Regions from separate parts of the Homo sapiens genome. Here region 2 is linked to region 1. A link is a loop called in an ENCODE intact Hi-C map of the cell type or tissue named here. Cell type or tissue: HepG2. All regions are shown on one strand. Each heading gives the region's core, and the rest is flanking DNA. Links, peaks and the distances in the headings are about the cores only.

The links. Peaks named below come from ENCODE experiments on the same cell type or tissue, not always from the same donor. Only the 100,000 strongest peaks of a DNase experiment are listed, where the experiment ranks them.
Region 2: it touches region 1 in a loop (6-fold over the local background); 3 of 110 quality-filtered maps call a loop at or near these places.

The regions. Positions count from the first base shown.
Region 1 is chr2:8,573,340-8,576,242 of GRCh38, forward strand. The region is part of intron 4 of LINC01814 (long intergenic non-protein coding RNA 1814); the gene reads right to left. Among named protein-coding and RNA genes, the nearest start is that of LINC01814, 9.0 kb to the right of the region's middle. RefSeq lists enhancers at 1,314-1,513, 1,534-1,583, 1,604-1,653. In HepG2, for the core only: no CTCF peak of the experiment used is centred there; DNase peaks (open chromatin) are centred at 362, 712, 1,142, 1,452 and 1 weaker place; H3K4me3 peaks cover 1,987 bases.
Region 2 is chr2:8,658,328-8,661,230 of GRCh38, forward strand. No RefSeq gene overlaps it. Among named protein-coding and RNA genes, the nearest start is that of ID2-AS1, 22 kb to the right of the region's middle. In HepG2, for the core only: a CTCF peak has its summit at 1,131; a DNase peak (open chromatin) is centred at 984.

The sequences.
Region 1 (2,903 bases), core at 180-2,679:
TTATTTAATCCCCACCACTAGCCTCTAAGGAAGTATTCACATCCCCATGTGCAGAGGAGAAATCGGAGGTGGTTTGACTTGCCCAGGGCCACCCAGGTAATGAGGGGTTTGGACCGAGGATCCCGGCCTCCACAGTTGTCACATGGCTGTCTGCCTTTTGCAGGTCAAAATTCCCCAGCCAGAGCCAGGTCCCCCGCAGAAGCTGTGTGTCCTGTCTGCAGCGGGAGGCCAGGCCTGCCTGGTGCTCACATTCCCCAGGTGGACTGTCTGGGAAGAACCGCCACCCCCTGGGCTTGTGGGAGTGAAGGCCTGTGCAAGGTGGTGGGGGAAGGGCGAGCCGGACAGAAAAGCCCCAGGTAATGTAAATGGAAACTCTAACCGACAGCCCTGCACCTGGTGTTTTTGCATTTCCCAATCCAGCTGAAGGGATTGTGTGTGCAGCTTTGAGCTCACTCCTAGGCCGAGGTCAGGTGTGGCCTGGAGGAAGCAAGCAGTGGCCCACGTCGCGAGACAGCCGGTCTGCACCGCAAAGCCACTTCACGTCCCAGCCTGGGAATTCTGGGATGGTGCTTGTTTCAACCCTGTCCCTTGGGTGACCTGGAAAACACCTGGGTGTCACCCCCACCTCAGCTCTAAGCCGGTCATTCCCGGCCAAAGCAGGAGAACTCTCTCAGCTCCAGGGAGGAAGGAGTGACGCCTGCTCACCCTACAGACACGTGAGGGATTACAGGGAGGCCCAAAGCCACTTGTCCAGCTGCAAACTGCAAAGGTCACCCTCCGCACACTCTCTTCCCTGAAGCCCCTGCACGCCGCTGGGGACCGGAGCATGTGGTTCTCTCTAATGACAAATATGCGTGTCATCTACCCCCAAAATACAGCAATCGCCAGGAAAGCGAGGTTCCTGGAGCTGAAAGAATTTGCCCAAGGTCACACACAACCGGCAGAACCGGGACTTGCCAGGTCTGAACCCAAGGCTCCGGCACTTTCGCTGAGCCTATCTGTACAGGAACTGCAGCTGCCGCAGTTTAGGGAAACCAGTCCGAATACGTGACCCAGCATCGGCCACCCGCTAGGGCCGCCAGAGTGAAAGCTAGGCCCTGGGGAAACCCCAGACACACAGGAGGCAGGGTCCCTGGCCTTGAACTACAATAAGTAGGTGAGCTGGGCAAACTGTGTGCAGCTGACTGGAGCCGGCCCCAGCTGCGTGCAGACGGACAGGTACATGCTGAGTGTCAGGGACACAGAAGAAGGAGGGGGCATGCAGCCAGCCGGTGCCAGTCTGAGAATGCTGATGCCCACCTCAGGTTCTGGAGAGGACCTGTGTCCAAGGAGGAAGGCGGGCAGCCAGTCTTGCCCACAGCTAAGACAAGGCTCTAAAACACAGCTATGGGTGGGGACATCGGCCTGGAGGCCTCCTAGCCCCCATCGGGCAAAGAGCACCTTTCACAGACACAAATGCATGACTGTGCTGGGCAGAAAGAAGGCCTGTGACTCACAGGCTTCTGCATCCCTGCAGACATAGTGTGCGGGGAGGCGTTTGGAGGCAGCCTCCCCCGCCAGCGGGCTGGTCTGTGGTGCCCTGAACTGCATTCACTCCCCACGGTAGTCTGAGCCCCCTCCCCACCACCAGAAAAGGTATAGCAAGCAGTGCAATGGGTTGGCTCATCCATCTACCACTTCCCCAAAATAGATTCCTGCCCGAGGGCTGTTCCAATGCAGGAGGCTGCTGGATTGAGCTGGCCTTGGTCCATGCACCCTCCTATCAGTTAGAACCCTTTCTCAGAGGTGCCTCCGGGAACCAGATCATGTCACTGACAACTCTTCCCAGTAGCAGAAAGCTCAGGAGCTAAAAAGGCAAATATAGGCCAGATGTTGGCCAAGGGGCTTAGTGGTTGTTAAGAAACGATCTCTGATTCAACTCCCAGCTAAGCTCGGCCAGACGGTCATCTGAGTGCCTCTTCCAACCTGTCCCCGAATTACGTGTTCCACAGGCCCCATTCTCTTGGGGTCTGAGGGGTGCCCTCACCCTGAGCGTCGGGTCCCTGCAGTCCAGGTTCCAGTCTCCTATGGATCCCGAGTCCAAATGAGGGACTCGGTTCCCAAAAGAGGAGGCTCTTTGCTTGGAGAGCAGCCCTCAGCCTGCGCTGACAGCACCTCCTCCGTTATCCGGCGCACTGCCAGGAGCTGCACCCACAGAGGAAATGGGCCCGTGACATGAAAGCCCCAACAAAACCAACATCGGGTGGGTTATTTTTATCCTCCTAAAGATTTTTAGCCAAGACCCCGGCAGCTAAAGGGCATCCCGGGCTTTGAGGAGACTTCTCTGCAGCTCTCACTCCCACGCTCGGTGCCCTCCCTCCCCTAGCCCCCCCACCCCCGCCCCCGGGAACTGAGAAAGTGGATCAGGTCAGAGCAGAGCATTCCTCATTCTGCCATCTCCACGGGAAAACTAATTAGTTGCCAAATATTCAGAATGGGTAATTGCTACCTGAATTAATAAGGGCAAACAGCCGGCAAGAAAACAGTGGTTTACTATTTCTGAGCGCTTACCTCTCTTAACCCAGAGTCCAGACTCCGCGGGAATGGACCCACGTGTGGCATGAGGCAGAACTCCGGCTGGGGCTGCCGAAAAGGGGGACACAGATGGTGAGGGCAGCTCCTGCACTGGGGTCAGCTAAACAATGCTGTAGCGAAGTCACCATCTGTTTCCTCTTGCACACACGTATACACACACATAAACACACGTGCATGCACGGGCACACACAGGCATACCCCACACAAGTACACACATGCATGAACACATGTGCACATATACGCACATCACAAACAAGTGAGCACACACCAGCTACACCCTGCACACGTGCAGATACACATACCACACATTCACACTACACACACATGCA
Region 2 (2,903 bases), core at 173-2,672, 85 kb after region 1:
GGCAGGAGCCCCACTCACGAGAAGGGTGTTCCTCTGGCCTCATTTGTGTGGAATAGACTGGCTATGAGGATACCAAAAGATCCCGAACGCTCAACTGTGGCCCTGACGGCAGAGCTGACAGCTGCTCCGGTGCCAAAGTGTCTCTTAGGTCCAATTCTACTTACCCATAACTGCAGGGCCACAAGTCACTCTATAAATTGTGCCCCACAGTGGCCAGGCATCAGGCGTGGCTCATATCTTGTAATCCCAGCACTTTGGGAGGCTAAGGTGAGAGGATCACTTGAGGCCAGCAATTCGAGGCTGCAGTGAGCCGTGATCATGACTGCACTCCACCCTGGACAACACAGCAACATCTCCAAAAAGATATTTAAATGGTGTCCACAGATAAGTGTTGAGACAACAGGGCACGGTCAGCTCTATCTGCTGTCAGGACGACGTCGCGTGTTATTTACGCCTGGTTGGAACACGTCAGGGGGAATATCTTAACACATCAGATGCGTGTACTGGGCATGGGACCGTCTACCTGTGGGACCTTGCCCCCAGGTTCCCTGAGAGGTGCCAGGCTGGGGACCTCATCCAGTTCTATCTCTCTCAGTGTGGCACAGGCCTCAGTGAGTGGACATGGGGTGCACATTTCCCCTTCAGGAACTGTACAAAAATTGAAGAAAAGGAACCACACACCCCAAATTCAAAGAAAGCCTCCAACAATTGGAGTTGGAGGCGTTCTCCAAACCCCTTCCCCACTTCCTGACAGCCCCCTGTCAGCCTTGAAGAAGAGGAAGGAACAGGCCAACCTTGGGGACCCCGCCTGCCCCCAGGGTTGAGCAAGGCTCTGAGGGCACTGCTCCTGGAGACCAGGGCTGCCCCAGGGGCAGGGGCAGGGCAGAGCACCACCCTCGTCAGCAGCCTGTGGCCTTGGCCCGTCCTGTCATCACTCCGGACCTCTATTTCTCAACCGTAATTTTAAAAAAACAGGACACCGTGGCCTGTTTAGGGCTTCTTTTTGGCAATAACATTTAAGTCTGGAACATGACAAGCTCCATCTCCTGGTCTGATAAAACAGCAAGTACCACCCCCAGAATTCTGGACAACGTCCACCCCTCGGGCCCTGGACTTTCACCTGCACCCTGGCTGCTGAGCAGGCCTCTGGCATCATCTCCCAACCCAGTCATGTGTGGCTCCAGGCCTCTGAGCCCAGGCAGGCTCAGCCACCCTTAGCTGGAGGCCCCGACTAACACACAGTTCCCTCTTCTTCTGCAGGCCAGCCCCAGCCTCATCCCTGTGGTTGGTTGATATTGGTTTTAAGCTATGGGTGACAAACTCTCTGTTCTCTGAGTGTGCCTTCAGGACATGATGTCACCCTCGTTGAAGTCTGAATGCCCAGGAAAGGCTGCCTGAGGGGTTGGACTGGATTGTCGTCCACCTGCCCATCTGCAGAGCTGCCAGGGCTCACCCGCTTGGGCAGGAGCACAGTCCCTGGAGAGCTGGTCAGAGCAGACCATGGGCTGTCCCCAGAGGCTTGAATCCCACCGCTCAGGCTGGGGCTGGAGCGTCCACATTGCTGACGGGTTCCCCAGTGGTCTGGACGTCCTGGACCGCACTCAAAAATTGCCGCCCTCAAGCATCCGGGAGACAGGTGGTTCTGGCTCCTGGACACTGCTCCACCTGCCACGTCTGGGATAAAAGCCCCCTGCTCTGGGCCATCACAGTGGCGCTGTTGAAGGAGATCACAGAAAGCAGCCAGTCCAGCCCAGTACAGGCCAGGCTCCAGGGAAGAAGAACAGGCAGGGGCATCCAGCCCAGGGGAGCAGGGACGGTTTCAAAGGAAGTGATATCTGAGGCTTCAAGGACAGAGAAGGGTCAGCCAAGCAGCGAAGGGGAGGGTAATGGTGTTCCCAGGAGAGGAGCGGGCAGGAGTAAACATCCACCCAGGGCTGTCCTGGGAACAGCAGGTGTGTGTGGCTCCACACAGATGGCTGGAGCATCATGGGAGAGGAGCAAGAGATGGAAGCTGAGGCTGGACAGTGGGCTGGCTGGACCCTGACAGGCTTCAGGCCGGTCGTGGAGTCTGGACATCAGCGTGCAGCTGCTGTCAGCAGACGGGGCTGGCAGGGCTCACAGAGGCAGGGCTGACATCCAGTCTCAGGCCAGGGCCAGAGTGACTGTCCACAGGGAAGAGGGGACAGCCCCAGGTATCTGGGATAGAAGGAGGAGGGCAAGTAGGGAAGAAAATTCAGAACTCACATTTTTTTTTTTTCCTGAAACAAACTCGAAAAAGGTACTGTCGGTTAAAAAACAAACAACAAAATAAAAAACAAATAACAAAAGAAAACTCTGACCCTGTGGGTACCACACTTTTTTTTTTTTGAGACGGAGTCTTGCTCTATCGCCCAGGCTGGAGTGCAGTGGTGTAATTTCTGCTCACTGCAACCTCCGCCTCCCGAGTTCAAGCAGTTCTCCTGCCTCAGCCTCCCGAGTAGCTGGGATTACAGGCACGCACCACCACACCTGGTTAATTTTTGTATTTTTAGTAGAGACGGGGTTTCACCACGTTGGTCAGGCTGGTCTCCAACTCCTGACCTCGTGATCCACCCACCTCAGCCTCCCAAAGTGCTGGGATTACAGGCTTGAGCCCCTGCGCCCGGCCTGTACCACACTTTTAAAGAAGCAATTGATTATAGACGTTTTCTTGCTCCCTACGGCATCAAATGTTTGGTGTCACTGTGTGGTGCTGCAGACCCATGTGTAGATGGCCACAGCCTGCGTGCAGCTCTGGGGGTCTTATACCTCCATGTCCACACCACCCTCTTCCTCTCTTACTCCTCCTTGGGCTTCCTGGCCCAACTAGTTTCCAGTATACTAGGGTATACTTAGACCTTCTCAATGCCCCATGCTCACTGACT